Linked DNA regions of Homo sapiens: regions 2, 3, 4, 5, 6 and 7 are each linked to region 1. The links are chromatin loops, found by intact Hi-C in ENCODE. Cell type or tissue: IMR-90. All regions are shown on one strand. Each heading gives the region's core, and the rest is flanking DNA. Links, peaks and the distances in the headings are about the cores only.

What was found. Peaks named below come from ENCODE experiments on the same cell type or tissue, not always from the same donor. Only the 100,000 strongest peaks of a DNase experiment are listed, where the experiment ranks them.
Region 2: a loop joins it to region 1, with 6 times the contacts of the local background. A loop is called at or near these places in 23 of 110 quality-filtered maps.
Region 3: a loop joins it to region 1, with 6 times the contacts of the local background. A loop is called at or near these places in 27 of 110 quality-filtered maps.
Region 4: a loop joins it to region 1, with 4 times the contacts of the local background. A loop is called at or near these places in 60 of 110 quality-filtered maps.
Region 5: a loop joins it to region 1, with 6 times the contacts of the local background. A loop is called at or near these places in 8 of 110 quality-filtered maps.
Region 6: a loop joins it to region 1, with 8 times the contacts of the local background. A loop is called at or near these places in 12 of 110 quality-filtered maps.
Region 7: a loop joins it to region 1, with 8 times the contacts of the local background. A loop is called at or near these places in 64 of 110 quality-filtered maps.

Annotation. Positions count from the first base shown.
Region 1 is chr1:241,529,063-241,533,470 of GRCh38, reverse strand. KMO (kynurenine 3-monooxygenase) reads right to left here and starts at 1,093. Exons shown (of 15, transcript NM_003679.5): 1 at 973-1,093. The coding sequence starts at 1,026. RefSeq lists an enhancer at 1,361-1,510. In IMR-90, for the core only: a CTCF peak has its summit at 1,975 (motif pointing left); a DNase peak (open chromatin) is centred at 1,960; H3K4me3 peaks cover 866 bases; H3K27ac peaks cover 187 bases; H3K27me3 peaks cover 250 bases.
Region 2 is chr1:242,018,279-242,022,686 of GRCh38, reverse strand. No RefSeq gene overlaps it. Among named protein-coding and RNA genes, the nearest start is that of MAP1LC3C, 21 kb to the right of the region's middle. In IMR-90, for the core only: a CTCF peak has its summit at 2,659 (motif pointing left); no DNase peak of the experiment used is centred there.
Region 3 is chr1:241,996,685-242,001,092 of GRCh38, reverse strand. It overlaps MAP1LC3C (microtubule associated protein 1 light chain 3 gamma), which reads left to right and starts at 1,995. Exons shown (of 4, transcript NM_001004343.3): 1 at 1,995-2,142; 2 at 2,262-2,317; 3 at 2,473-2,579. The coding sequence starts at 2,085. RefSeq lists an enhancer at 1,485-2,010. In IMR-90, for the core only: CTCF peaks have their summits at 2,344 and 2,546 (motif pointing right); a DNase peak (open chromatin) is centred at 2,422; H3K4me3 peaks cover 233 bases.
Region 4 is chr1:241,609,371-241,613,778 of GRCh38, reverse strand. The region is part of intron 1 of OPN3 (opsin 3); the gene reads left to right. Among named protein-coding and RNA genes, the nearest start is that of CHML, 29 kb to the left of the region's middle. In IMR-90, for the core only: a CTCF peak has its summit at 2,591 (motif pointing left); DNase peaks (open chromatin) are centred at 998, 2,548 and 3,478; H3K27ac peaks cover 669 bases.
Region 5 is chr1:243,322,948-243,327,355 of GRCh38, reverse strand. All of the region lies in intron 9 of SDCCAG8 (SHH signaling and ciliogenesis regulator SDCCAG8), which reads right to left. Among named protein-coding and RNA genes, the nearest start is that of MIR4677, 21 kb to the left of the region's middle. In IMR-90, for the core only: a CTCF peak has its summit at 1,851 (motif pointing right); a DNase peak (open chromatin) is centred at 1,845; H3K27ac peaks cover 210 bases.
Region 6 is chr1:241,894,092-241,898,499 of GRCh38, reverse strand. It overlaps LOC124904604 (a long non-coding RNA gene), which reads right to left and starts at 2,283. Exons shown (of 4, transcript XR_007067056.1): 1 at 1,898-2,283; 2 at 1,468-1,541. RefSeq lists silencers at 3,167-3,367, 4,207-4,407. In IMR-90, for the core only: a CTCF peak has its summit at 1,944 (motif pointing left); no DNase peak of the experiment used is centred there.
Region 7 is chr1:241,625,534-241,629,941 of GRCh38, reverse strand. The region is part of intron 1 of OPN3 (opsin 3); the gene reads left to right. It overlaps CHML (CHM like Rab escort protein), which reads left to right. Exons shown (of 2, transcript NM_001381853.1): 2 at 1-1,091. Among named protein-coding and RNA genes, the nearest start is that of CHML, 13 kb to the left of the region's middle. In IMR-90, for the core only: a CTCF peak has its summit at 2,264 (motif pointing right); a DNase peak (open chromatin) is centred at 2,281.

The sequences.
Region 1 (4,408 bases), core at 147-4,146:
GCACTTTGGGGAAAAGACACTAAGGAAGGCAGAACAAAAGACAGCATATACTGTATAAATACATGTGTGGCATAAAATATACCATCTATATTCAGCCTAGAACAGTGTTACGCCCTCAATAAATTTTTTGTTGAGTGGATATATGAATAATTAATGAAAAGTCTCCAAATGATTTGACCAAAGGTGATAGGGAAATGATTTAACCTTGACTAACTGGGATGTTTGTATTCTGAAACAGAAATTCTGCTGAGATGGGAAAAAGCAAAGTTGAATCGGAGCAGACCCATGTTAAACAGAACTACCTTTGGCACCATAACTATGAAAGCAGAGAGTGACCTCTCCTTCCGTCTTGTTAGGTATGGGGGAAGCCCCAGCACCTTTACGTCACGTGCTCAGTGAGAGGTGAACACCTCACTCCACTGTCTTAGGTGCTCCACTGGAAGAGTCAAGTAAGTCAGGCGACCACATAAATCTTATTCCCAATTACTCATATAACTAGTGAACATTCAACATGATACTTTGACGTTAGCTTCATGTTTCTTGACCCTTTTATTCTCATTAGACAGCATTAACTGAGTTATTAAACAAAGCGGAACAAATGTTTTTATTAAAATGAATATTGAGACTAATTCCTGTTCCTAAAAACATAGCCAATTTGGGGATAAAATCAAATTCAATTTGCATTATTTTTGCTTTTTAACAAATCCTAAACCAAAATGATGAGGGAAAACAGAAACCTTTGTATTTAATGGCTATAAAATACCTTTCCTGAAAAAGAACAGATTAAAACTCATACTATATTAAATCTATGAAAATAAAAATATTAAAAAAATAAACAAAATAGCTGTATTTAAATATCAGAGTTTTCACAAGAAAATTAACAATTTGCAGAAGTGACGAATAATAATCATTACGAGTAATAATAGTTAATATAATACCACCAACAATAGTAATCCATCTGAAAATTCTTACCAAGCCACCACCAATGACAGCTACTTTTTTCCTTTGAATGACAGATGAGTCCATAACTGCTGAAGTATTTTTCACAATTATTGTTGCTTCTGTCACTGAGTGACACTGATTTCTGTGTCTCCTACACACTGATTTCTCTGAGTTTTTATACTGCCCCAAGCCTAGTGCATTCATGAGCCAGCGGCAATGTTTAGTCAGGGCTAATTTCCCTTGACAGTATTAACCCATTAGTTGGCCAAAGTACAATCAGCTCAGCTCTAAGAAAAAATAAATCCATTACAATAACCAAATTTTTTAAAAAATCCATCCAATTGGAGACACTCTATTTTTTCTATCTTCTGTGTAAGACACAGAAATTTTTAAGCAGTCTTGTGGCTTTTCTTCTTCTTTTTCTACAGCATATATTCTTAGTTTCGTTTTCATTCATGATTAACCATGAATGGAGCCCTTCTCATCTGAAGTCCAAAAACATCTTATACCTCCCTTAGAGAGTAAGATGACATGGTTTCATAATTCATCTGTGGATCATTTTTGTGGTTAAGACCAATCAAAAATTTCATCTAAAGGGTCCTCATGGATTGTTTTTAACAGGCTCTACCAGGGAAAATTCTCTGCAAGGTCTTAATATTCTCCCGATCAACATTTTGAATTGTGTAACTGACCATACTTCCCCTTTTTTTTTTCAGCCCAGATGCTAGAAAATTTAGAATCTAATTTTAGAATCGAAAATTTAGAGTCTAATTACCACTAGGGGAGATGACTGACACAACGCTTCTGTAAACTCATTCCCGACTTCATATTATCTATTCACTTTTTTGTCTTTTTCACTCCGTTTTAAATGTTATACTTTTGTGCATGATTTGCGAATGGCAATTGTTTTCTGGAACATGATGTGGTGTAATGTAAAATAAGAACATAAATGAAGTTGTTTCTTCACTTCCTGTTAAGCACATAAAGAATTCAGAACGTTTTTTTCCCTGGTTAGGAACTAGAGTTAAATGGCATTCAATAGTGACCCCTTGTGGATAAGCATGATTAGGTATTTTATTTATTTTGAATAGGTAATACATTAACATGGCATGAAATTAAAGACACAAAAGAGTACACGGTGAATAGTAATCCTGCTAACCTTGACCCTTGGCCACCTATTCCTCCTGCCCAAAGACAACAACTGTTTTGGTGTGTGGGTTACCGTATTCTTCTACACGTTGATTATGTCTTTCTTGTTCTTCCTCTCTCTCCTTTTCTCTCTCTCTTTCTCTCACTCTCTCATTCCCTTCCTTCCTTTCTTTTTAAACATACATTTAAAAACTTTTTCCACATCATATTTCTCACTTTACAACATATAGCTTGAGAATTCTTCAATATCAATATGTAGAGAATATGTATCAATTCCTCAGTATCAATATGTATCATTGTTAAAAAATCTTTTAAAAATTATGAACTATAACACAAATGAACAGTATAATAAGTTACTGTAAAGCAAGTATCCATGTAACTACCATTTAGGTGCAGAGAGAGAATATTGCCAGAATCCCAGAAGTCTAACGTGCCCCCTGTTAATCACCCCTCCTTCGTAGAGGTAACTGCCATACCAACTTTCTTTGCTTTTATGTATAATTGTACCATGATAGATGCATCCCTAAAATAGTTTAGTGTTGACTTTTTTGAACTTTCCTATAAATGAACTTATACTGTTTATTTTTTTACAACTTGCTTCTTTTTCTCAATATTATATCTCTTAAGATCCATTTGTGTTGTTGCATGTTTTTCCAGTTCATTCATTTTTATCGTCATTTATTATTTGTCCATTGTGCTGTTGATGGACATTTGGGGTGTTTCCAAATTTTTAATATCATGAATAATGGTGTTGCCATAAACACTCTTGTGTATACAATGTCATGTACATATGTATGAGTATCTCTAGGTTTCATATGCTGTTTATGCTTTTTTGTTTGTTTTTTGTTTTTTGGGTTTTTTTGAGATGGAGTCTCACTCTGTCACCCAGGCTGGAGTGCAATGGTGCAATCTCGGCTCACTGCAACCTCTGCCTCCCAGGTTCAACTGATTCTCCTGCCTCAGCCTCCCGAGTAGCTGGGATTACAGGTGCCTGCTACCACGCCTAGCTAATTTTTGTATTTTTTCAGTAGAGATGGGGTTTCACCATGTTGACTAGGCTGGTCTTGAACTCGGCCTCAAGTGGTCCACCCGCCTCAGCCTCCCAAAGTGCTGGAATTACAGATGTGAGTGACTGCGCCCAGCCATGTTTATGCATATTTTTAACCTTTCTGAATAAACGAAAGTTACATTCCAAAGTAGTGCATTAGCTTTTACTTAACACAATGTGTAAAATTTGTCTTCTGCTGTATCCTCACCAATGTATGTATTGCCAAGAATTTTTAATTTTTGCCAGTCTGGTAGATGTGCTTTATATTTCAGTGTTCTTTTAATTTGCAGTCCTTTGATTATCAGTGAAGTTGAGCACATTTTTACCTGTTCATTCACAACTTCTTTTTCTTCTTCTGTATAGGTAGTGTTAATTTTTGGGGGGGGAGGGTGGGAATTTTTTTTTCCTTTTTTGAGTCCCATTGCATATGAACTTTAGTACTTAGATATGTCACAAATAACATTTCATTCACTCTGTGGCTTGCCTTTTTGCTTTCCTAGTGGTGTCTTTTGATGAAAGAATATTCTTCATTTAATACATTCTTTTCCCTTGTGGTTAGAGTTTTTCATGTCATGTTTTATCACTTTTTTTGTATAATCTTGAGGTCATGAGGATATTCTTCCATGTTGACTTCTAAAATAGTTATAATTTACCTTTCATTTTTAGGTCTATGATCAACATGGAGTTAGTTTTTTTGTTTTTGGAATGCTGTGATATAGATGTCAAAATTTTATTTGTTTTCCAAATGAATACCCAATATTCCCTGTACCAATAAATGAAAAGACTTTCCTTTTCCCGCATTGCCTTTGGTGTAGGTCCAGTGTTCATATATGTGTGGGTCTCGTTCCAGGTTTCTATTCTATTTCATTCCATATAGTCTATACTGCCCATACTATACCTACTAATGCCAGTTCCAAAGCCAAATTACAATAGCTTTAATACAATCCTTAATATCTTCATCAATTCACCCACCTTGTCCTTCATTAATAATGTATTGACTATTCTTGGTGCTTTGTATTTCCATCTGTTTTAGAATCAGCCTGTTAATTCCATTTTAAAAATCCCTAAAATAAAAATATGGTTGGGATTTTTGACTGGGATTGCTTCGAAGTTATACATCTATCTGGAAAGAATAACTATTTTGACTACTGCGTCTTTCCATTCAGAATATGATATGCCCCTCCCCACCATCTGTTTGTCATCTCCAAGGCTTACAAAGTTATATTCTTTCCCTGTAGAGGTTTGATCCCCTATTATTATGTTTAGGTA
Region 2 (4,408 bases), core at 207-4,206, 490 kb before region 1:
TGGCTAACCCTGTATTTGACATTTATTTGAGCAAAGTGCTGGAGAATGGAGATACAGTGAAGAGCAAGAAATGAAATTAACTGTAACAAGTGGTTATAAGAACTTAAAATCTTTTGTGTTTAACTTAGGTAGCTATGGTAGGCAGAATAATGGCCCCCAAAGATGTTCACATCCTAATCCCCAAAACTTGTCAATATGTTACATTATGTAGCAAGGGGGAGCTGGGGTCCTAGATGGAATTAGGAATGCTAATCTGGCCAGGCCTGGTAGCTCATGCTTGTAATTCCAGAATTTGGAAGGCTGAGGCAGGAGGATCACTGGAGCCCAGAGTTCGAGACCAGCCTGGGCAACATAGTGAGACCCCATCTCTAAAAATTAAAATAGGCTGGGTGCGGTGGCTCATGCCTGTAATCCCAGCACTTTGGGAGGCTGAGGCAGGTGGATCATAAGGTCAGGAGTTCCAGACCAGCCAGGTCAATAAGGTAAAACCCCGTCTCTACTAAAAGTACAAAAATTAGCCAGGCATGGTGGCAGGTGCCTGTAGTCCCAGCTACTTGGGAGGCTGAGGCAGGAGAATCGCTTGAACCTGGGAGGCGGAGGTTGCAGTGGGCCAAGATCACGCCACTGCACTCCAGCCTGGGTGACAGAGTGAGCCTCTGTCTCAATAAATAAAAAAATCAATGAGTGAATAAATAAAACAAAATAGAGGAATGCTAATCTGCTGACCTTAAAATAGGGAAATGATCCTGGATTATCTGGCTGTGCCTAATGTAATCACAAGGATTCTTAAATGACGAAGAATCATGAGAGTCAGCGAAGGGAATGAGGCCACAGAAGCAGAAGTCAGAGGCTGGAGTGATATGATTGCTGGTCTTGAAGATGAAAAGAGGCCACAAGCCAAGGAATGCAGACAGCCTCTGGAAACTGGAGATGACAAGAAAACAGACTTTCCAGCTGGGCGTGGTGGCTCACGCCTGTAATCCCAGCACTTTGGGAGGCCAAGGTGGGCAGATCACGAGGTCAGGAGTTCGAGACCAGCCTGACCAAAATGGTGAAACCCCGTCTCTACTAAAAATACAAAAACTAGCTGTGTGTGGTGGTACGCACCTGTAATCCCAGCTACTTAGGAGGCTGAGGCAGGAGAATCACTTGAACCTAGGACGCAGAGGTTGCAGTGAGCCAAGATCGTGCCACTGCCCTCCAGCCTGGGCGACAGAGTGAGACTCTGTCTCAAAAAAAAAGAAAAGAAAACAGACTTTCCCCTAGAGCCTCCCGAAGGGGCATAGCCCCACTGACACCTTGATTTTAGCCTGGTGGGGCTCATTGAGACTTCTGATCTCCGGAACTGTAAGAGAATGTGTGTTGTCTCAAGCTGCTAATTTGGGGTGATTTGTTACAGCAGCCATAGGACAATAGCACAGTGGGAGGTCGTGGAAATCTGCCATCAGGCAGTGACTCTTGAACTGAAATCTGATGGAATAGGAGGGAAGGGTCTGACACATTTCGCAGGTAAGGTTGGCACAGCTTGGCCGGGCACGGTGGCTCACACCTGTAATCCCAGCACTTTGGGAGGCCAAGGTGGGCAGATCACGAGATCAGGAGATGGAGACCATCCTGGCTAACACGGTGAAACCCCGTCTCTACTAAAAATACAAAAAATTAGCCGGGCACCGCCGTGGCTGGCACCTGTAGTCCCAGCTACTCGGGAGGCTGAGGCAGGAGAATGGCGTGAACCCGGGAGGCAGAGCTTGCAGTGAGCCGGGATTGCGCCACTGCACTCCAGCCTGGGCAACAGCGAGACTCCGTCTCAAAAAAAAAAAAAAAAAAAAAAAAAAGGTTGGCACAGCTGGAGGAGGCATGTCCTAGGAGAGAGGTGGGTGAGCTCTGTAGGTTTCCAAGCAGGCAGGGCCAGGTAGGCCACATTCAGTATATTGGTCCTCCTTTTTTTTTTTTTTCTAGAGACGGAGTCTTGTTGTGTTGCCCAGGCTGGTCTTGAAATCCTGGCCTCAAGTGATCCTCCTGCCTCAGCCTCCCACAGTGCCGTGATTACAGGAATGAGCTAGCACACCTGGACAATGCTTCTAAAAGCAACAGAGGCTGGGCATGGTGACACACACCTGTAATCCCAGCTACTCAGGAGAGTGAGGCAGGAGAGCCCAGGAATTCGAGATCAGTCTGGGCAACATAGCAAGACCTTATCTCAAAAAAAATTATTTTAATTTAAAAACAAAAGCAATGGGAATCCACTGAAGGACTTAATTTCGAGGATGGCATCAGCAAAATTTTGCTTAATAAAATCGTTAATTTCAGATTAATCCCTACCTCACTACACCTAATTTATCTCACACAGTTCTCAGAATGCAAATTAATATTAACCATAGACAATTAAAAAGGCAAACAGACTGGGAAAATGTCACATGATAAATTCCTAAGTCAACTACAAATTATTTGCACGTTATCCCCAGACATTGTCTCCTCCCATAAAAATGAGTAATTAAAAGTTGACACTAACACCAAGAAAAGTCTGGTTGATACTTTGTTTCAAATGGTTGAGATTAATGAATACAGTAACACAAGATTTGCTTTCATATTAAAATCGAGGTGAAATTTGGAACAACATAGGCCAGGAATTTTCTGTTGACCATCAAGTGTGGTGTGACATCTAGTGGCCAAATTACCAACTTTATTTCTTCCTTCCTGGCTTGATTTAAACATACTAGATACAATGTACCTTGAGGCCAATAAACATTGAGAAACCACTATGTGTTAAAAGTTAAATTGACTGTAGGGAGAGTCAAGTGAAAAATGTGTTGCCTCTGATTCTCTTGGAGCTTGCAGACTCAGTAGAAGGTGGAAAGACAAATATTTAGATATTCTTTTTTTTTTTTTTTTTTTTTAAGAGTCTCGCTCTGTCGCCCAGACTGGAGTGCAGTGTCACGATCTCGGCTCACTGCAACCTCCGCCTCCCAGGTTCACACCATTCTCCTGCCTGTACTAGCTGGGACTACAGGCTCCCACCACCATGCCCGACTAATTTTTTGTATTTTTAGTAGAGACGGGGTTTCACCGTGTTAGCCAGGATGATCTGATCTCTTGACCTTGGATCCACCCGCCTCAGCCTCCCAAAGTGCTGGGTTTTACAGGCGTGAGCCACTGCGCCCGGCCTCGTATTTAGATATTCTAATAGTGGGCAGATGATTGCAGTACTTGCTACGACTCTTTTTCCACCTTCTAGCAGGTGTTAGGCAACCAAATGGAAATGAGGGAGCCCTGGGCTGAAGATACAGATTTGAGATCCGTTAGTGAGCAGGTTACTGTTGAGACTTGAGTGTGGAGGATACACAGGAACGCTTAGCACTGTGACTGATACAGAACAGTTTCTCAACAAATATTCGCTACCATGAAAAAGCATCCAATCAAAAGTGTCAAATGCTGTGATTGCAAGAGGAGGACCCATGGGAGAGTTCCAAGTACTACTTGTATGGAAACGCCTGGGCTTGATAAAACAATAGTGTTAAACCGCAGATGCTAGCCAATACACATTGCATTACAGCTGAATTATGTAAACTTTTGGTGTTTCTAATATTCTAAATTGGGTGCCTTTGTGGAAATTGCTCATCTTCTCGGAGGTACCTGCCTAACTGGTTGAAAGACAAGAACACCACCACCTCTCAGAAATGCCGTGCAGATCAACTGAGACAATGTGTCAAGAACATTTGTAAGAGACCGGGCACAGTGGCTCATGCCTGTAATCCCAACAATTTGGGAGGCTGAAGGGGGCAGATCACTTGAAGTCAGGAGTTCAAGACCAGCCTAACCAACAGTGGCGAAACCTCGTCTCCACTGAAAACACAAAACAATTAGCCAGGTGTGGTGGCGCACGCCTGTAATCCCAGCTAATCAGGAGGCTGAGGTGGGAGGATCACTTGAACCCTGGAAGTGGAGGTTGCAGTGAGCCAAGATTATACCACTGCACTCAAAAAAAAAGGAGAAAGATTTTTAAGCCATAAACTACTATACTCACATGAAGTGTCTGTATTAAGTGAGCAGCCATGAGACTTATTGCACATAAAGGAAATGCTTAAATACATCAAATCATAACCCAAAATGAGGCTACACAGGAAAATCATCTCATTCAAATGTATCAACTTATCAAAAATGGCTTTTTAAACTCTTGTCAATTTTGAGTATTTCTTGCTGAATTTTTAATATATTTTGTAAGTTCAGGCCGGGTGCAGTGGCTCATGCCTATAATCCCAGCACTTTGGGAGGCCTAGTCAGGCAGATCACCTGCGGTCAGGAGTTCGAGACCAGGCTGGCCAACATGGTGAAACCTTGTTTCTACTAAAAATACAAAAAAAAAAAAATTAGCCAGGCATGGTGGCACATGCCTGTAATCTCAGCTACT
Region 3 (4,408 bases), core at 205-4,204, 470 kb before region 1:
TGTTGGCCAAGCTGGTCTCAAACTCCTGACCTCAAGTGATCCGCCCACCTTGGTCTCCCAAAGTGCTGGGATTACAGGCATGAGCCACCATGCCCGGCAATAAGTGTCTTTTTTTAGTTCATCAGTTGACTGACGGCTAGCAGTCCCTGGGTAGCTTTGGATGGGGGCTGGTCGCCAGAAAGACAAAGGTGAGATTAGAGGGTTGGAATTTTTAGCCCCACCTCCAGCCTCTGGGGAGGGTAGAGGGGTTGAAAGTTAAATTGATTACCAGTGGCCAATGGTTTAATCAATCTTGCTTACATAATGAAGCCTCCGTAAAAACCCAAAAGGCCTAGGTTCTGCTAGCTGAACACGTGGAGGTTCCTGGAGGGTGGTATGCCCTTCCCCCATACCTCGCTATGCATCTCTTCATCTGTACCCTTTGTGATATCCTCTGTAATAAGCCGGTAAAAGTGTTTCCCTGAGTTCTGTGAGTCATTCTAGCCAATTAATGAAACCCAAGGCGGGGGCTGTGGGAAGCCTGACTTATGTCCCATAGATCAGAAGCACAGGGAAAACAAGCTAGGGGCTGGGCGCAGTGGCTCACGCATGAGATCCCAGCTCTTTGGGAGGCCAAGGCAGGAGGATCACAAGGTCAGGAGTTTCAGACCAGCCTAGCCAACATGGCGAAACCCCCTCTCTACTAAAAACACACAAATTAGCCAGGCATGGTGTCATGTGCCTGTAATCCCAGCTACTCGGGAGAAATCGCTTGAACTCAGGAGGCAGAGATTGCAGTGAGCTGAGATCGTGCCACTACATTCCAGCCTGGGCAACAGAGCAAGACTCTGTTTCAAACAAGCAAAAAAACAACAAACACAACTTGGGGCTTGCAATCGGCATTGAAAGTGGGGGACAGTCTTGTGGGACAGAGCCCTCAGCCCGATCTGATGCTGTCTCCAGGTAGACAGTGTCAGAGTTGGATTGGAGGACACCTAGCTGGTGTCCACTGTAGAAGTGATTGCTCGGTGTATGGGGAACCCCCACCCACCCACACACACACACACACATCTAGTGTCAAAAGTGATCTGTGTTGTGAGAATATAGGAGAAATGGAGTTTGGTTTCCCCTATGTATGACCAGAGACCCAGTTTCTTAACTCTAAAAGCAAGATCTTGGGGACAATTGTCCTTCCTTCCTTCTTTTATCCCAGAGAAAACTAAGTGACAGAATATACTGGAGTGTAGTACTTGGACTTCCTTGTAACAACTCTGGGTTTTTTTTGTTTTGTTTTGTTTTGTTTTGAGATGAAGTTTCGCTCTTGTTGCCGAGGCTGGAGTGCAATGGTGTGACCTGAGCTCACTACAACCTCCGCATCCTGGGTTCAAGCGATTCTCTTGCCTCAGCCTCCTGAGTAGGTGGGATTACAGGTGCCAGCCACCACGTCCGGCTAATTTTTGTATTTTTAGTAGAGATGGGGTTTCAGCATGTTGGCCAGGTGATCCACCCGCCTCGGCCTCCCACGTGCTGGGATTACAGGCGTGGGCCACTGCACCCAGTGTACAGCTCTAGGTTTTAATCCATACCGCTTCTCTTACTTGCTGTGTGCCCTCGAGCAAATCACTTCACCTTTCTTAGTATAGGTTTCCTTCTGTGATAAAGGGCATGGACCATTGTGAGAACTACACAGCACACTTCAGGCTGAGGTGGATCCAGCTTGGACCCCCCCTTGCTACTGAAGGGCAAAAACATCCCAGCACAAGGCAGTTTTACCTCTCCACAGTCCGCTGCCCAGCCAATGATTTTATTACAAACCCTAATTTCTTTTGCAAAGAAACATCTTGAACTGGTCATGAACAAAGTGGCTTTCTCTGACCAGCAAGCAGGTGGCGATTCCATTTCCATCAGAACTGACCTCCTGCTGCCCAGGGAGGGGGAGTGGGGAGAGGGGAGGGAGAGGAGAGGCCTGATGTCACTCAGCCCTACATAAGGGCCTCCTTCAGGCTCCTGCAGGCAGTTTGGAAGCAGCTGGAGGAATGAGTTAGGTTCCCGGTTGCGGGACAGTTTTTTTTTCTTTTTTAAAACAGACACAGCTACTGAGTGCAATGCCGCCTCCACAGAAAATCCCAAGCGTCAGACCCTTCAAGCAGAGGAAAAGCTTGGGTAAATTTCTTGGGGTAGCTTTCTGGGTTATCTAAAGAGAGGAGCGGATCTGGCCTTCTCTTGATCTTTGCTTCTTTTCTTGATCTTTGCTTCTTCTCTTGTGCTTGAAATATTCACAGCAATCAGACAAGAGGAAGTTGCTGGAATCCGGGCAAAGTTCCCCAACAAAATCCCGGTAAGACACCACTGGACTTCCGCTGGGGGGCGTGGGGGTGGGGTTCCGATCCTGTTCTCTGAAAAACCAAGAGCAGCCAACAGCTTCCCTCTGTCTGTTCCAAGTTCCTAACACTCACGCTGAGTCACATTCTTAAGGACTGACACTCTTGACAGGTGGTAGTGGAGCGCTACCCCAGGGAGACGTTCCTGCCCCCGCTGGACAAAACCAAGTTCCTGGTCCCGCAGGAGCTGACCATGACCCAGTTCCTCAGCATCATCCGGTAGGTGGCGCAGAGCGTGCCCCGGAGGAAGGTGCGCTGGGTGCGCCGGGGCTGTTGGGCTTTCTTCGTTTGGCAGTTTTATTTTGGGGATGGGGGCACGTCAGGGGAAGAGAGGAAAGAGATTTTTTTGAAGTCACCTTTTAGATTCACTAGTACCCTGAAAAGATGCTCTTAGAATTACTCTATTTTAAACCCCGGGCGGAGTGGCTCATGCCTGTAATCCCAGCACTCTGGGAGGCTGAGGCAGGTGGATCGCAGAGGTCAGGAGTTTGAGACCAGCCTGGCCAACGTGGTGAAACCCTGTCTCTACTAAAAATACAAAAATTAGCTAGGCGTGGTGGCGGGTGCCTGTAATCCTAGCTACTTGGGAGGCTGAGGCAGGAGAATCGCTTGAACCTGGGAGGCGGAGGTTACAGTGAGCCGAGACTGTTCCACTGCACTCCTGGGCAACAAGAGTGAAACTCTGTCTCAAAAAAAAAAAAAAAAAAAAAAGAATTACTCTATTTTAAACAGGTAAGGAGAATCCCTCAGACAACGACAACAACAAAAAAGACCTGCCAACATTTCTAAGAATTTCCTAAAGTAGTTAGTCTTGGCTCTCAAGCTAGGCCGGGAGATCCTTTCTTTCAGATCTTGTGTGAAACCGAGTCTGCGCGTCCGTTGCAGAGACCAGCACCTTTTCCAAGTGTATGTGTGCCTAGGGGTGGGGACTTCTCCCCAAAGGAAACGTTCCCTGCTCAGAACACTGAGAGAGAAAAGCATCCCCCAAACACACTCCTCCCTTGGTTAAGCCAGAGGTACAGCAAAGAACAGGCAGCTATTCTTAAAGCATAAAGGACATCACTTGACACATGGATTCAGTAAAAAATGATTTGGGAGTAAAGTAAATATACCCGATGAGTAAGTTTTCAACAGGGTTGAAAAGTGCTTGGAAGCTGCATCGCTGTTGCAGCCTGTTTTTTTGAGAACACACGATGAATGAGTGTCTTTTTATTTTGCTTTATTTAGCTCTGTCGCCTAGGCTGGAGTGCAGTGGTGTGAACCTAGTTCACTGCAGCCTTGGCCTTCTGGGCTCAGGCGATCCTCCCATCTCAGCCTCCTGAGTAGCTGGGACTACAGGAAAGCACCACCGTGCCCGGCTAATTTTAAAAATGTTCTGTAGAGATGGGGGTCTCACGATGTTGCCCAGGCCTCTTTTTATTTTGTTTTACTGAGTTAAGAGCATTCTGATTTCCTCTCTCTAGGCAAACTTACATGTTAAAGTTAGTTCAGTGTGAATGGAAGATGGCCAAGGGAGAATGAAAGTTAGGATTAGGGCCAGGCGCAGTGGCTCACACTGTAATCCCAGCACTTTGGGAAGCCAAGGCAGGGCAGATTACCTGAGGTCAGGAGTTCAAGAGCAGCCTGGCCAACATGGCAAAACCCCGTCTCTACTAAAAATACAAAAATTACCCAGGTGTGGTGTTGCGTGCCTGTCATCCCAGCTACTTGGGAGGTTGAGGCAGGGGAATCAAAAAAAAAAAGTGAAATATCAGCGAGACTGTGCATCACCTTTGTACTTCTAGGGAAATAGCTTTAATTTCTTTTCTTTTTTTTTTTTTTTTGAGACGCAGTCTTGCTCTGTCACCAGGCTGGAGTACAGTGGCGCAATTTCGGCTCACTGCAACCTCCGCCTCCTGGTTCTCCTGCCTCAGCCTCCCGAGTAGCTGGGACTACAGGTTCACGCCACCACACCCAGCTAATTTTTGTATTTTTAGTACAGACCAGGTTTCACCATGTTGGCCAGGATGGCCTCGATTTCTTGACCTCGTGAGCTGCCTGCCTCAGCT
Region 4 (4,408 bases), core at 204-4,203, 80 kb before region 1:
GAAAATTTAATAGAATGCAGTTTCCACATCCTGATGTGGAAAACATGTATAATAAAAACCAACTACCACTTTGGTTGTTCTAGCAAACTGCTTTTATTGGTCAAATGGAAATCACTCATTCTAACAGCTGAGAGATATTATTCAAATGAAGGTAGTCTTTCATTTTCTCTAAAATTCTTCAATTTAAGAATATTGAGTTTAAAAAAATGACTTCTTCTGATATCAAAGTTAGACATGGTTACAGAACATACGTAGCAGACAATGGATTAAATATGCTTTCTATAGAGACTCTACATCACTAATATAAAATTTTTGATAATTCTCAAAGAAGAATTAGAAAACAAGTATAGCACAGCATGGACTTTGGAAGCAGACTGTGTGATTCGAGTCTTGGCTCTTTTATTTTTTAGCTTGTGACCTTGGCAAATGACTAAACCATTATTGCCTCAGTTTCTTCATCTGTAAAATGGGAATCGTAATTATAATTCCTACATGTCTCACAGAGTTGTTATGAAGATTAAGTGAGATAACACAGGCAAACTGCTTAGAACAGTCCCTGACTCATAGTAAGTACTCTCTATAAGTGTTAGTGGGCTGAAATTACTATTGTTAATTAAATAAAAAGGAGGAAGGAAACTTTCTCAACAAATAAGCAATATAAACAAGATTTCAAAGAAGAATTGGTTACTTGCTTAAAAGAACAAACTTTTTCAAGCATATTAAATGTACTGGTTTTCTTTAATATTGTTTCATATGACTAGATATTATAGGAGCAACAGGATGGTATGCCCGCTGCACGGTAACAGCCATGATTGAGTGGGTGCTGAGCGATGAGATGGAGGAGACCCTAAAATTCATCTCCCTGAGGAGATCTGGGTTGGGATTTTTAAGGGGACCATGAGGAGAAAGAGGATGGGAATTGGGGTCATTGATTGGTTGGGTTACGGAGGATGAAATCATCAGGATGTGGAAACTGCATTCTTTGGTGAGTCAGCTTCTCGTGGGATCCTTCAGGCAAGCTGATGTCAGTAGTTTCACTGGTACGTAGGACCTGAAAGAATATCTCAAATGGAAAACTTAACATTATATAATGTTCAAGCTGTTATCCATAGAGCAGTTAAGGGGAACTATAATTTTGTCACAGGGTCTACGTGATTCTGGGACAAGAGGCAAACAGCTATGAGGAAGCAGGTCAGAGAGCAAGCTGACCTCATAATCCATGCTGAATGTACCACAGGCTTGGTTTATTTTACATTCCCCTTGTCCTTTTTTCCTTGATTAATTTTATAAAGCTTCTAGGGATGGTCTCATAAAGACCACTACTTAGTAAAGTAGTATCTTTATTAAGCAATCTTCGTAGAGTTTTGTTTCCATTACTATCTGTGAACAAAAATAGTTAAACTGCATCTTTTTAAATTTCTACAAATTGATATATTTTTGAGTGAGCAAAATTTTCATTAATTTGAGAAAAATGCATCCACTTAGTTTGGAAGATTTTACTGTGTGCTCATTCACCCAGCCAACTCTGAAGACCACAAGACAGGTATTTACAGTTGCCCCATTTTATAGGTAGAGAATTTGAAACACAGTCCATCCAGATATTGTTCAAAATGATCCAGAGAATCTATGATGACATAAGTTATCCCCTAATCATCTTCACTTCCAAATTTACTTCTCTCCCATTTCTTTTCTAAGTCAATGCAACATCAGCTATTAATTATAACAAACCAGTAACCCAAGACTTGCTTTGATTCTTCTTCATTCATTCCCACAGCCAACAAAGATTAACTTCCTTAAATATGGTGGACCTTCCTCGTCTCTCCTTCCCTAGTGCCACTGCATCAGTTTCATTCCTTATCACAGTAACCATATTTCTCCACTAGGTTTCCCTAGAACCAGGCTTGGCTCACAATCCATTTTCCTCATTGCAGCCCAAGGGAACTTCCCATAAGGAAAACCTCCAAAAGCAAAATCAAAAGAAAATAAAATTCTCTAGAATTGTATTGTAATGGAAGTGAACAAAAACAGCTTAATGGCTCCTCAGAGCCCTCGGGACACATTCCAAGCTCCACGCATGGCATTTAAGGGTTTTCTAGGAGAGTCCTTAGTCTTTTCATTCTCTGTTTAGAACTCCGTCCTACCATTTTGAATTATTTGCAGGCACCTAAATGGTGCAAGCTCTGTCAGATCTCCATGTATTTACATAAGCTGTTTTCTCTTCCTGGAATAGGATAAGAGGATTGGCTGTCACTTCACTTCCCCATCATTTTTTTTTTTTTTTTTTTGGCCTTGTTAAAGTGTGCTTAATCTTTAAGACTCACTCAGGTGGTACCTGCTTCCCACAGAAAATACCCTGAGTTGGGTGTTCCTCCTCCCACTATAGGCAGAGTTTCTCCTTCTACCTCCTTCTCTGGATTATGTGCTCCTTGAAGGCATGGGTTTCGTCATAGTAACCTTTTCATACAACAGATAAGGATTGACAGGTCTCGGTCATGGCCTTTTTTGAAGCACGCTCTTCTGTTTAGTGTGAACTTGCTTACCCCAGTCTAGATACTTGAACTATAAATAAGCTATTCAATGTGGCCATCTAGTGGCCAAAGTGAGAAAATAACTGTATTATTGGGTAGTTGTATATTGATAAACACACCTTGTATTAATATTTAAGCTCCAGAGTTGTATTGATATTTAACCTCCAGAGCCCTGTCCACTCCCATGCCTTCCACCCACTTTCTACTACTTAAAGCAATTTAGCTCCAAGATATTCAACTATTCAGTAATAATAATAATACCTTACGCATTACCACTTTACTAAACATGTATATTCTCATTTAATACAGCCACACACCCACACGATGAGACAGCATTTTGGTACTATTATCTCAGTTTTACTGGTGAGCAAATTGAGATTCTGGGATGTTAATTAATTTTCCCATGGTCACAGAGTAATTATGTGAAAAAAAATGAAATTGATCTGAAGTCAGACGACATTCATTAGGTAATATGGAGAAAACTGGAATTGAATACAGGACTTTTGGCCTCAAACATATGTCTCTATTACTGAATTTATCACATTGTTTTATAGTAGTTTACTTCTCTGTTTATAATTCATCTTTTTTTCTTATTGTCTAGCACAGTGCCTGACACACAGTATGTGTATGACATGTGTTTGTTGATAAATATTGCAAATGAGTGTATAATCATTAAGTTATACCGGAAAGAACTATTTGACTCAAACTGATGCACAGAGTAGACATTTAAATATATATTTTCACTTCTGTGCTTTTATACATACTGTATCCTTGGCCTTGAAATATCCTCACTCTTGTCAACTTGATAAAATTCTCCTGTTCATCAATTCAAATGTTGCTTTCCCTTAAAACCTTCCCCAGTGTTTCCCCAGGCAGAGATAAGTACTTCCTCCATTGCATTCTCCAGCTCCCCGACACAGCTTTGTTTAACTCTTATCACATTCCTGTAATTGTTTGTTTACACATCTGTCTTCTCCAGACTGTGAGATCTTTGGCAGCAATTCAGGCAGAAGGAACAGCAGTATCAAAGCTGCCAGCTCTGAGTGAACATGCCGGGCAGTTTGCAGCCTGGGCATGGTGTGTATCCCGTTGCAGCAAGCTTAGGCAAAGCCTAATGATATGCCAACGAGATTTGATTTTACAGACCGCTGTCTTCAAAACCGCTGGGGGGTACATAAGCCCTTTCCAATGGTTCCAATTTTGAAATGTTTATATTACACAATTCTTTAAACTTAAGACAAAAAATGTAGATGTCACAGTTTAAATATGGTTGTATACATAGTTTTTCAAAATTCTATTAGGGAAAACAGTAAGAAAAAGATGGACTATCCCTGCTGTGGACCATGGACAGCCATGGAAGGCAGATCAGCTTTGCGCCATCCCCTGTAGTGACTGACCTTCCCACCTCTTGGTCCTGGCTCCACACCCCAGAGTCCAAGGCACTCTTGCAATAATTCAAGGAGGCTTCAGCTAGAAATGCCCATTTCATTCCTTTCTGTTCCTTAACACCTATTCCATCTTTTATGACCCAACTTAAGCTTTATCTCTGAATGAAGCCAGTAGTCCACTGGGATTTTACTTTTTCTGGTTTGTTTTTGCACCATAACTTTGACATATGATCACATATCATCTTACATTGTTCTGTAATGTTGTGTGTGATATAAAAATACAGTATTGCAGTCTTCTTGAGGGTAGGACCACATGTCTCTGGTTTCTCCAAAAGACCTACTCAGCACAGTGATAGGCACATACCTGATCCATCTGCAGCTTTGCAGCGAAGGCACAGACATCACTTTACCACTGGTAGAATTTGTGGAGAGGTAGAAGTCACCCTTTAGTGGCGGCAGGTGGTATTAAGACAAAATCACAGGATTTGGAGT
Region 5 (4,408 bases), core at 255-4,254, 1.8 Mb before region 1:
AATTTTAATTTCTATAAAATTATAATTATAATTTTAATTTCTATAAAATTATAAATTATAATTTTAATTTCTATAAAATTATAAATTATAATTTTATAGTAACTGAATGCTATAAACAGGCAATTACCATTAAATGATAGATCTTTATAGGTGACAAAGTTAATTTGGGGCCTGCGGCTGTTATTTCTCTCAGTAGTTCCCAAGTCCTGGCTTCTCTCCCTTTCCCTGAACACGGCCCTTTCCTTGGTGGAAATGGCTGTAGGTCTTGAGAAGTTGGGGAATTATACATTCCCCCCACCCAGCAGACTCATTCCTGAAGGTACCTTTTCTTTTCTGGGAAATTTCTTTAGCTGTGGTCATTCTGTGTTGACATATTAACACTTTTTTTCAAACACAGTTTATTGGACTTGATATTCCCAGTCCTGGTTTTATTAAGCCAAAGGGTAGGCACTACTATCTTAGGCAGTCAAAATATTTTCGAAAACAAAATTTATATCTAGTCAACTAAAATTTTAAAACAGGAAACCTATTGTAGATCATATAAAAGTCCTTCCCAACTGCTAGGGTTAGTTTTCAAGAAATCTTTGTGACAGAATAATTCATAACTAAGGAATTAAGATCTTATGAAAAATATACAGCTCACACCTTTGAACATAAACTTTAAAGCTTACAAACATTTTTATTTTTATGAATAAAGCCCACAAAATTAAAAAGATTAACACATTTCAAACATCTAACTTATGAATAATGCAAACTATTGATTTTAATTTATAAACCCTTGCTAACCAGAAATTTATCAGTCTATCCCTATGTACCATTTTTCAAGATATTTACACTTCTTTTGGGACAGATAATGTGCAAATCAAGAAGCGTTATTTTCTATCCTTGTGACTATAACCAAATAGTCAATGCTTTTCTGATTTTATTTTTAATCCAGGTTTCTAATTCCTGCCTTTCTGACTCCCTGTAATCCAAGAAACAGAATAATTTGGATATTTGAAAAGGGAGAAAAAGTCTTTGTAAATATTTGTTCAACCTACCAGGCTGCTGTTTTAAAAACTAATCTTCAGAATATCACATGTAACCCATAAATATGTACAATTATTATGTATACATAATAATTAACTTTTTTAAAAAGTTCACACCACTTACCCACAAAGATATATGGCAGGATAGGTCTTAGCAAATTGGAAATACATACTTTGTTCAAGTTGTTATGAGTAAAAAAGAAAATTTTTTTTTTCCTTAGAGGGTTATATCATTACAGATATGCTTATGGTAACTTCATGCCACAGCCTGTGCCTTCAGGCCTTTACACATACCTCTCAACAATTTCCCTTCCAACACAAGCAGGCAGGCCTAAGGCCTGGTTAACCTTTTCATCTGCTTCGTGTAGCTTTTTATCAAGGTGTGACTGCACAAGCCTCTACTTTTTCTCTCCATTTAGTCCCAGGTGAATTCTTTTCCTCTTTTAAAATTATCACCAATTGAAATAACTTCCATTTTCAAACAAAAATATTTATTGAGCACCTACTAGGTGCCAGATACTTTGCTAAGTGGTATACATGGATTATTTAACCCTCTCAATACATTTTAATTGGTTCTTATCACTCAATTGAAGAAACTGGTACTTTGAGACATTCAGTAACTTGCCCAAATCAGAGACCTAGAAAGTGGTGAGAGTAGGGAGTTTATCCAAGGTAGTTCCACACAAGAATGTTTGCATGGCATTATATACTTCTCAAGTTATATATTTATTTTCTTATAAAATCCTCAGGCATTTTCACTGCCACAAAGAATGTAAATATATAATTCCTTCTATTTAGCATGTGATACCCAAATGCCACACTAGATGGCAACAAACGTCAAGGAACTAAACCAAGTAACCATTTCATCACTCAGTAATATAAGTAGTTGGGTTTTAAATTAAAATATGTATACCACCTGGCTTTTTAATGCACTTAGAAAGCAAAAATTCTAGTGTGTTTCAACATACCTTCTAGATAAAAAGTACTAGACTTGCAATACATTTTGTCCTTGCATTCATTATTACTAATTTACTGAAAATGCTATAGATTCCTAATGAACAATAGTGTTGCTTGCTCTCAGTTATTAAATTTTTTAAAAAATTAATTACAAATTTCACATTAATAATAATTGACTTCCACTGAACAAACATTTATTGTTAATTAAGACGTAAATGGTCATGTGTGAAATACAATGATAGATGTCACAGACCTGATTTCAAGGTCTTCTGGTGGAGAAAACTGTGTAAACAACTACCAAAATTATACACCACATCAACAGGAATACAGAGGAAAAAGAAGTTAATTCAAACAAGAAGGGGCTGGGGAAAACTTCAGGAAGACTGCCACTTGAGTTGAGCCTCATAGATTGAACAGATACTTCATAGATTATTACAAGGCAGAAAAATACAGCATGTGCAAATCAATGAAAATGGCCAACTGCAGGTCATGTTCTGGAAACAGTGAAGGTGACATGAAAGAGTAGAGTGAAAGAGAAGACTAGCAAAGTTAGAATGGGGCCAGATTTGTCTTTTATTCTACTGCAAGAGGGGAGCTACCTAAACAGGGAGATTTATAACTCAGGAACTATAAATGTTATGAGAGCACTGTGAAAAGTATGCTGGAATTAGATGAAATTTGAGGGAAACCAATTAGAAAGCTATTGTAATTGTCTGCATACTTGGTATAAGAATACGTGAAGTATACCACTGGACACGGTGGCTCACACCTGTAATCCCAGCACTTTGCGGGGCTAAGGAGGGAGAATCAGCTGAGCTCAGGAGTGCAAGGCTGTAGTGAGATATGACCGCACCACTGAGCCTGGGTGACAGAGTGAGGCCCTGTCTCTGAAAAAAAAAAAAAAAAAAAAAGCATGTGAAGATGTGAAGCCTTGAACCAGGGCAGTGGTATAAGAATGAAAAGGTAGGCATAGTTAAATAGAAATTTGACTCTGAAGAGAGAGAGAAAGACCTTGGGAACTGATGGAATGTCAAGAGCAAGCATAGGGAAGAACCGAGATGTTTTAAAGAATGCAAGCCAGGACTGCGGTGAAGATGGTGATGCCTTTGTTTGAAGACGATCATAGAGAAAATGGTAGAAAGAAAAGGAGTGGTAGATGGGAAGGCGGAGCCAATGAACGGTTTGGTTGTGTAGAGTTTCAGACGCCAGCAGTGTATCATCCATAAAAAAAGATCTAGTAGCAGCAAAACACGTAGGGCTGGGGCTCAGGAGAGCAGTTAAAGCTAAAGGCATAATGTGGGTGTATTCACTGGTAATATTTGGCCACGTGAGGAGAAATGAATCCCAGGAAGTCAAGGCAACATGGGAGGAGGGCTGGGAACTAACTCTGAGGAACGTCCACACTTAAGACTTGTGGAAACCAAGAAACAAGTTAAAAGAGACTTAAGAGTAGACAAGAATGGTACAATGTGGACCCATGAGAGTAACATATCAGCTAAATCAAGGGAAAGAGATGGTATGTTATGATAGGCCAGTTAACAGGGTTCCAAATCTATAGAGTTTAAGTCCAATGAGGATTGAGATGAGGTCACTGGGTTTGGTAATCAGGAAGTGACCAGTGATCATGAAGCGAGCACTTCAGTAACATAAAATCAGGCTACAGTTTGTTCAAAGCCTGGCTGCGATGCACTCAGAAGTGAAAGGAAAGCTACCAGGGTGGACAACTGTTGTGAGATGTCTGCCAGTGAAATGAGGAATGGACGGTAATAAACGAAGTGAAAGATGATCACAGGAAAGCTGCTTTTTGTTTACTTAAACAAAGGCTGTGGGCAGGATGAGGGGGAAAAACAGTGGAGAGAAAAGGATAAAGGATGCAAGAAAAATGTGATGACATAGAAGTGGGAGACATCAAAAACGGGGAGAAAGATGTTCATCTTGGGAAATAAGAGGGCCAGAAAAGAAAGGAGAAATAAGGAGAGGAGACATTCGAGGGATGAGAAGATGCTGAGGAGGCTCTTGTCAGTTGGTCCTAATCTTAGTAAAGTGAGAAGTAGGTCATCCGAAGAAAGTGACGTGCCAGCAGTGGAGTTGGAAAAGTGAGGAAAGTGGAGTTCCTGACTAGAGTATATAAGGTCTTCAACTGCAGAGAAAAGAATTGTTCAACAGTACCTACAACCACTGAAGGTGACTAGTATTACTCTTCAGTGGAACTCATTAAGTGGCTTTTTTTTTTTTTTAAGATGGAGTCTCACTCTGCTGCCAGGCTGGAGTGCAGTGGCGTGATCTCAGCTCACTGCAACCTCTGCCTCCCGGGTTCAAGCAATTCTCCTGCCTCAGCCTCCCGAGTAGCTGGGACTACAGGCGCACACCACCATGCCCAGTTAATTTTTGTATTTTTAGTAGAGACGGGGTCTCACCACATT
Region 6 (4,408 bases), core at 117-4,116, 370 kb before region 1:
AATGGAGCTCCAAGCCCATTTTTCTAAGATCCAGAGCAATTTCTTGCTTTCTGCACCTCTTGCATTTATTGTAATGTACTCCCAAGAAACCTGGCCATTAGCTCTGTATCTGCTTAAGAAACCTCCACTTTCAGAATCTTCAAGGCTGGAAGGAGAATGCAGCACCAGTCAGGTACCGTGACCTGAAGGTTGGCACCTTCGGAATTTTCCCAGCCGGATCCCAGCCATGTCTCTTCAGGAAACATAGGATTTGGAACCTGACAGCTTGAATGGGACATTCAACGTTTGGATTCTGAAGAATTCCAAACGTTCTTCAGGAATATTCGCTATAGATAAAAGTTTTATTCTGAATAATAAGAATGTGGAAGGCTGACCATATTTTACATTAATATTGTCCAATATGTTTATGTTGAACTTTTCTTCTACACATGAAATCTGAATTGCTCTGACTCATTACCTGCGAACATTTCCTTTCCACTGTGGGGCACACAGAAGTAACCAGGAGGCTGGGCGCCGTGGCTCACGCCTGTAATCCCAGCACTTTGGGAGGCTGAGCAGGCAGATCACCTGAGGTTGGGAGTTCGAGACCAGCCTGACCAACATGGAGAAACCCCATCCCTACTAAAAATACAAAATTAGCCAGGCGTGATGGCGGGTGCCTGTAATCCTAGCTACTTGGGAAGCTGAGGCAGGAGAATCGTTTGAACCCGGGAGGTGGAGGTTGCAGTGAGCCGAGATCACGCCATTGCACTCCAGCAGCCTGGGCAACAAGAGTGAGACTCTGTCTCAAAAAAAAAAAAAAAAAAAAAGTAACCAGGACACAGCACCTAACATTCCTGGGTGCAACACTGGATCGTTCTTTTCTCGTTTCAGTTATCTGCATTCGCTGAGCCATTTGCTACTTGTGTCTAATTTGATCTAAGTCAAAAGCATACCTGATAAAATGCCCTAGCAGGAAATTGTATCCCAGAATGATTTACATCATGGAATGGAGTAACCTAATGCTTCCAAGGAAGACTGCCAGGCATTTCCCCCTCTTTCAGTCCCCTTTCTATGAATTGACTTTATATATTTTTTTCTGGCTAGTAAAATTATTAAAACATTCCTCCTTTGGCTTAATAAATTAGCTTTAAAATCTTAATTGCCGCTGGGCACAGTGGGTCATGCTTGTAATCCCAGCACTTTGGGAGGCCAAGGTGGGTGGATGACTTGAGGTCAGGAGCTCCAGACCAGCCTGGTCGACATAGCAAAACCCCGTCTCTACTAAAAATACAAAAAATTAGCCGGGCATGGTGGCATGCGTCTGTACTCCTAGCTACTCAGGAGGCTGAGGCAGGAGAATCTCTTGAACCTGGGAGGCGGAGGTTGCAGTGAGCTGAAATCACGCCGCTGCTTTCCAGTCTGGGTGGAGTCTCAAAAAATAATAATAAAATTAAAAACTAATTAATTAATTAAAATATTAATTACCATGAAGTCTTGTGAGGCTCTTCACTTTTTTGAAAGTACAGTACTGAAATATTCAATGCAGCATTCTTTGAATACTGAAAAAAGATAAATAATCTAAATGTCATTAAGAAACAAGTAAATTATGACACATGCATTTTAAAGAGTTAAGAGAAGTATATTAATATCCACAAATTTCTTATACATACATAGATATTAATGATGTTCAAATTATATGCAGATTGAAAAAATTAGTTGCAGAAGTTGTGTTTTCAAAGTCTCAGAAAACAACCTGATAACAGGGGAGGAAACTAGGATTAGCATACTAATCAAAAGTGACTTGAAATTGATCTGTAATGTTGGACTTTTTATGTGGGAATATATTTGTGTGCTACTTGTATAATTAAGATAAATAAAAATAAAACATTGTATAAAAAAGTGGTTTTACAATAACCTCAAAGGTGCCTGGAAGGTCTCTGAGGCCATTCAGGTGTGGAGGAGCTGCCCTCTTGTGGAGTTTTGGAGTAGTTTTTACTCCCGAATCAAAGAATTTACTGTGTGTTTTCATTCAGAAAACACTGGAGTGCCAATTTCAGACTTAGAGATCAATCTCTCATGATTGTCCTGTAAGAAAAAAGACAGTAAAGGTTTCGTGGCTTTCCAAAGGTCACTTAGAGTTTCAGGCAAGTCATAATTACAGACCAAGTCTTCTGATTCCTAGCTGGTTCTTTCAACTATTCTGCCTCCCCTAAAGCATGAGCCAGTTAACTGTTAAATAAAACCCACTGTGGCCGGGCGTGGTGGCTCATCCCTGTAATCCCAGCACTTTGGGAGACTGAGGCGAGTGGATCACGAGGTCAGGAGATCGAGACCATCCTGGTCAACATGGTGAAACGCCATCTCTACTAAAATACAAAATTTAGCCAGGCATGATGGCACTCTCCTGTAGTCCCAGCTACTCGGGAGGCTGAGACAGGGGACTCACTTGAACCCGGGAGGTGGAGATTGCAGTGAGCTGAGATCATGCCACTGCACTCCAGTCTGGCAACAGAGCAAGACTCCGTCTCAAATAAATAAATAAATAAAACACACTGAAATGTGTTTAGAAAGACTTCAGGTGCTATACAACATACAGTACCTGGTATGAGAAGTCACTGAATAATAAGAATGTGGAAGGGTGACCAGATCACCAAGGTCTTTCTGGGTTTTTGAGAAACAAGGATGGACAATGCTTTTATTTTGTACTGGATTGTAAAATTTAATTTTAAAAATCTTGTTTTTTTTTTTTTTTTTTTTTTTTTGAGACAGAGTTTCACTCTTGTAGCCCAGGCTGGAGTGCAGTGGTGTGATCTTGGCTCACTGTAAACTCTGCCTGTCTCTTGGGTTCAAGCGATTCTCCTATCTCAGCCTCCCAAGTAGCTGGGATTACAGGTGCGTGCCACCACGTCTGGCTAATTTTGTATTTTTAGTAGAGATGGAGTTTCACCATGTTGGCCAGGCTGGTCTTGAACTCCTGACCTCAGGTGATCCGCCTGCCTCAGCCTCCCAAAGTGCTGAGATTACAGGCAGGAGTCACCATGCTCGGCCTTAAAAGATCTTGTTATTGGGGTAAAATATACATAATTTTTATCATCTTAACAATTGTAAGGGGATGATTAAGTGGCATTAAGTACCTTCATATTGTGCAACCATCACCACCATCCATCTTCAGAATTTTCCATTGTAAAACTGAACTGACATATTTAATAGAAGCATTACCCTCAAAGCTGCATCTAGCCATTAAGCAACATCTGAATGTAATAAGTTGAGTATTGGGGCAGAATAGGGAAGTGACCAGGACTTGTCTCTAGCCACAGATGACTCACTTACCTGTTTCAAATATGTGATTATGCTACGGCCCAGTTAATTCTTCTGGTCATGTTATATATAGCTGTATCCCTAGACTTCTCTAGCCTGAGATGATCAAGGAATGAATAAAGGGTGATGATGGGTCCTCTATGACCCGTTAAAAAACAAAGATTTGGGACTTTATTTCTGCCTAGGATGGAGGAAGCTGGAAAAAAGATTCATTCTCACATTAGTAACAAGAAAAACTGGATAATCTACAAAATCATAACTTTCCTTTAAATCATTAGAGGGCTGGGCTGGGTGCGGTGGCCTGTAATCCCAACACTTTGGGAGTCTGAGGCGGGCAGATCACTTGAGGTCAGGAGTTCGAGACCAGCCTGGCCAACATGGTGAAACTAAAAATACAAAAATTAGCCAGGCGTGGTGGCAGGTGCCTGTAATCCCAGCTACTTGGGAGGCTGAGGCAGAAGAATAGTTTGAGCCTGGGAGTCAGAGGTTGCAGTGAGCCAAGATCATGCCACTGCACTCCAGCTCGGGTGACAGAGTGAGACTTCGTCTCAAAAAAATAAAAAATAAAAAATAAAATAAAATCATTAGAGGGCTAAGATTGCAGGGCAAAAGTAGCCTGAACTCTAAGGATAGATGGGATGGCCCAAGGACAGCCACAATGCTAGCACTGGCTTATCTGGGACACAGCATGGAAGGATGATGGGGCCTCTGTATAACAGAGTAAGAATTCAACTAAAGTTTTTTCTTTGCTAGTTTTTGTTTGGTGTTTTTGTTTTGTTTTGTTTTGTTTTTGACAGGTCTCATTCTGTCACCGGGGCTGGAGTTGAGTGATGTAATCATGGCTTACTGCAGCCTTGACCACCTGGGCTCAAGCGATCCTCCCACCTGAGCCTCCCGAGTCTGAATTTTGCTAGTTGTACACTCATGCTTCATTCAGTTCAACATGTTCCACTGTCCTCTGAATCTCCTGCAATGTAGCAGGCAGCTGAACCCAGAGGCATAATCAGACTCATTTCTAATCTCTGTGGCAAAACTATAGGTGATGTTGAGCCCTTTCATTAGCAGGCATAAAATGTCTGGTTGTCTTTCTTTTTTTTTGAGACAAGGT
Region 7 (4,408 bases), core at 320-4,319, 96 kb before region 1:
GTTTTTTTAATTTAGGGGGAAAAAATGGGAGCCTTGCTCTCCAAATCCTTAAAACATGCTATTAAGCAACCTTTCTGAATATTCTGTGGTGCCAAGTAGAAAGTTTAACTGAAATTAATAAGCCAATGGAAAGAAAGAAATATTAATAACTGCTGGTGGAAAGACTAGCTAGATGTCAGTGTGGAAAGATTAGATCCACTTTACATGTGATATTCCAAATGAATTAAAATGTTAAGTATAAAAAGAAAAATACTACAAGTCTCACACCAATAGTGGTATAAAGGAACTTCATGGCAATTGGCAAGGTAGATCAACTAAGAGAAAAAGTTTTAAATGTGTAGTAAATAGGAAAAAGACAAAACAAGATGGAATTTAAAAGAAGCTATTTGCATTACACATGGATGCACTCAGTTTTTGTAAAACTATATGCATATCCATAAGGGTTTGTACTCTTAGGCAAATTTATAAAGCGATCGTGTATAAATGATATAAAAAATCAATTTGAATGGTATTCAAATTTCCTAATATTAAAAATGCAACTTTGACTTAGTTCATGCTATTGTATTAGCAAAACTGTTTTAATTGCATGTGTCCTTATAGCAGCAGCATTGTGTATTAGTAGCCTTTTAAGAGAACTGTGTAGAAGACTATAAAAAGGGCTTTATAACTGATCTTTTGACATACTCACTTTGAGTGGCATATGCCCAGGAAAATATTTAAAAGAAAGAAAAGCTATTTGTACAAAGTTTTCTAGCAGTTCCACTCAGATAACTTTAAGGGGGAAAAAAGCCCAACGATTGGAAATGGTTAAGTAAATTTTGGTGTATTGCTAGTGCTATCACAGAATGTTATATAGCCATTCAATAATATTGATATATGTCAAATTGTATGCAAAAAAGTGAGATTCAAAAATGTTAATAAGAACATAAATTGTGTTTACTGATACATGTGAAAATTTAGGTCTACATTGAAAAGAATCAGAAGATAACATGTAATTCAGTTTAACATTAGGGGTTCTTTATTTTTCTTCTGTTAAATATTGATGTATGCAATAAAAAATAAAAGATTAATTGGTAAAGTGGTTTACTGAACTGGTGAGAAAATTACTGATTTCTTAGAAGTTTCTAAAATTCTATTTTAAATTAAAATATACATTTCTAGGTGTTAAAGTCAAAAAAGATCATCTTCAGATATGTGTGGCAGAAAGTTTTACAAATCTTGGTGGGGAGGAATTCTTGGTCAAGATGGACTTCATAATTTATTTTTTCTTAGTTGATCACCATTAAGGAATAGTAATAGAAATATTAGTAATACATTCTAGGACATCAGCATGAAGACGTCATATACTAATTAAAGTATGCCCCTAAATGCAAACATGTCACTTGGGAATCTTAAAAACCGTGGAGATGAAAGTTGGATTCATAGATGTGACCGAACCTGGTTTGCAGAGAGACCTGTGCGAAGGCCAGATCTTGGGGGACTGAGGATGCGACAGACCCTTTCTTCCAGTCAGCGTGAGAGATCCAAATCAAGGTGATTTAATTTAATAAGCATCCATTGAACACCTACTGTGGGTTATGAATTGGCATTATTCTGGGAAATTAGAGATACAAAAATAAGTGCTCTGTACCTGACAAACATTCTGTTGGAATGTTTTCCTTAAGGTAAGGTACCTTTTACCTTAATGAGCATTTAAAACATTTTTTACCCGTCTCACTCCCCACTGTAACTAGCACTTCCTGTTTCCTGGCAAAAGAAAAAACAAAACAGAAGTCTCTGCCTTGTGCACGGCATCCCTTTTAAAAGGTGCCAAAACTCACTACACAGTTGAAAACAGGTGGCTTAAAGGTTAAAAGCCGAATCGTTTAACACTCTCCGAAGTCTATTTCGGATGACATTCAGTGAGTTAAGTTTTTCACATTAATCAGAAACTTTTTCTTTTGCCTGGGGAAGGAGCCAAGAGGAGCTCTAGGGGATTGGGTCTAGAAGCCCAGGACATCAAGGGCTTAGGGAGAGGAAGTATAAAGAAATTCGATCATAAAGTTTCAATACCAAGAAATTCTGATTAAGATTAATTTTATTTGCCTTCATCTTGATGGATCAAGTGAAAGTCATGCTCCTGTTGCGTAAAGGTGGCTGCTTCCTCTGAAAATTTTCAGATTTTTATTTTAGTATTTTTACCTTCATTATAAAGAGGTATTTGTAGTGTAGTTCATTTCCTTTTAACCAGCAACCAAATGTATTCACATTTCAACAGCAGGGGGCACAGTACTTCCAGCTTTCTGTAAGGCACGAACAGTACAAAAGCTGAGTGATTCACCTGAAAGAATTTGGCTATAACAAAAATATATGACAACAGTTCTGCTCCAGCACTTGTAGGAATACTTTTCTCTTGACAACTACATTTTCTTATGTGATCCTCAGGACAACTGTGTAAGGTAAGAAAGGGCAGGTATTTATACCAGTTTCTTTGTAGATAAAACCTGGAGGAGTTAAGTGACTTGCCTGGACTCTCCTACTTTGTATTGAGACCCATTAATGAGAAATGAAATGCTACTGTTTCGCTTTGCTTGCATCTCAAGAGTGATTTATTACATGTAAGAATATGTAACACATAAAGCACTATTTAAAAAGTGGTGGCTTCTGGAACTTTAGATTGGCTTTTCAACAAATAGCGAAATAATCCTATAAATTACAGTTTTTATAATTATAATAAAATGGGCCAACTCCGATTGAAAGAGAAGGGAGTTAAGTTCACTCCTGAAATCAGAAAAACGATCTCTTTATTCTGATATGTCGAGCTTAAAATCTTTATATATAATACCTTCATTGGTCCCTGCTGATGTCCTATGATTCTTGGCATTTGCTTGTTGCTAAATATATATTTAATTCTAATACACTCTGGACAACTATTTAATATTAAGGCATACACATCAGAGGAATGACTGGATTCAGAGGTGCAGGGTTGACAAAGTGTAGCAGGAAGATGAATACCTGATTATAATTCAGTCAGAATGAGATACATATTTAGGCATTTTATAGTTTAATCCTTGAGGATACTAGTACAGTGTGTTTTATGCCATTTCTTTTTATTATACATCATATAATTAAAGCCCTTGAGTTCTCTATTGCTGCTCATTTGAGACTCTTACTTGTTCCGTATTCATCTCTGACATAAAAGTAAATATTACCCAGTATGGGGAAACTTTATTTTTTATCATTACTATAAGTTAATTTTACTATATTTGTAAGTTAAGTTTACAGTTAAAGCTTGTGTAACCATTGCAGTATTTTACCAGCTTTAAAGGAAAAATTTGGGGGAATGTATGGCTGAGGAGGTGCTTGGAGTCTTGTTTTTAGGCAATTAATAATACAGTTAATTTCCTAAAATGATTTAAGTGAAGTATTATGGAGAAATGAGCTGTACATTGTTCTGTTCTCATTTTATAAATACATAACATTGGTAATGACCCCTGCTGTTGAAACATAAGTACCAACCAGATAGAAAAGTAAAAAGCAAAAGATGAGAATTGCACTGGAAATAGTTTGTCAGGAGATTGTAATCTCCTTTCAAACAAAGACTATGTGTATGGTACCTCTGCATTCCCTGGAATTGCTTACATTTCACAGGTACCCCCCCGCAACGATTTGCTAATTGAAAGACCAGCTAGCAGTTTCCAGTGGCTCTTTTCTTCCATGTCATCCTCTTGCCTTCACACTGTTCTAGGTTCCAACCTGAGGAACAGAGGACCACTAGGACCCATCTCTGGTAAAATATATCGCAATCATAGTCCTGGCTTCTTGTATTATTAGTACAGATCATTAGTTTTAGGGTAAGCCTATATGAGTCAATAAAGCTACTTAAAAATAGTACACATTTAGATATAAGAGGTTCCATCTAAATAATTTTGCTAATTTTCTCCCATTAAGGCAGTGATTTTTAAACCAGAGTGTTTGGCCTTTTATTGGCAAAGTCTGGAGACATTCTGGTTTTCACATCTGGGAATCAGATGCTACTGTCATTCAGTGGGTAGAGGGCTGGGGTGTTGTTCAACATTCTGCAATGCAGGTCAGCTCCCTCATAACAAAGAATTATCCAGCCCCAAATATCGATAAGCGCCAAGTTGAGAAAAACTGCACTAGAGCAAGTGTTGAATATTCATAAGGAGTCTGCTTTCTTCCTCAGGTTTTCTGACCCCTATCAGTGCTTCTTCAACAGGGTCATTGTTGATAGGAACTGCTGTCTTTGCTGCTCCCATATAGATCCCCCAGTTCCCCGCTACCTTCCCTCGCCAATCTTCACAGTGGCTTCCTTCTGGTGGTTTATTATAACACAGATTCCAAAACAAAAGTTTTGAATATGAGAGAATATTTTTCATCCTGCCCCAGTTTGGTATAGGTTTGAAAT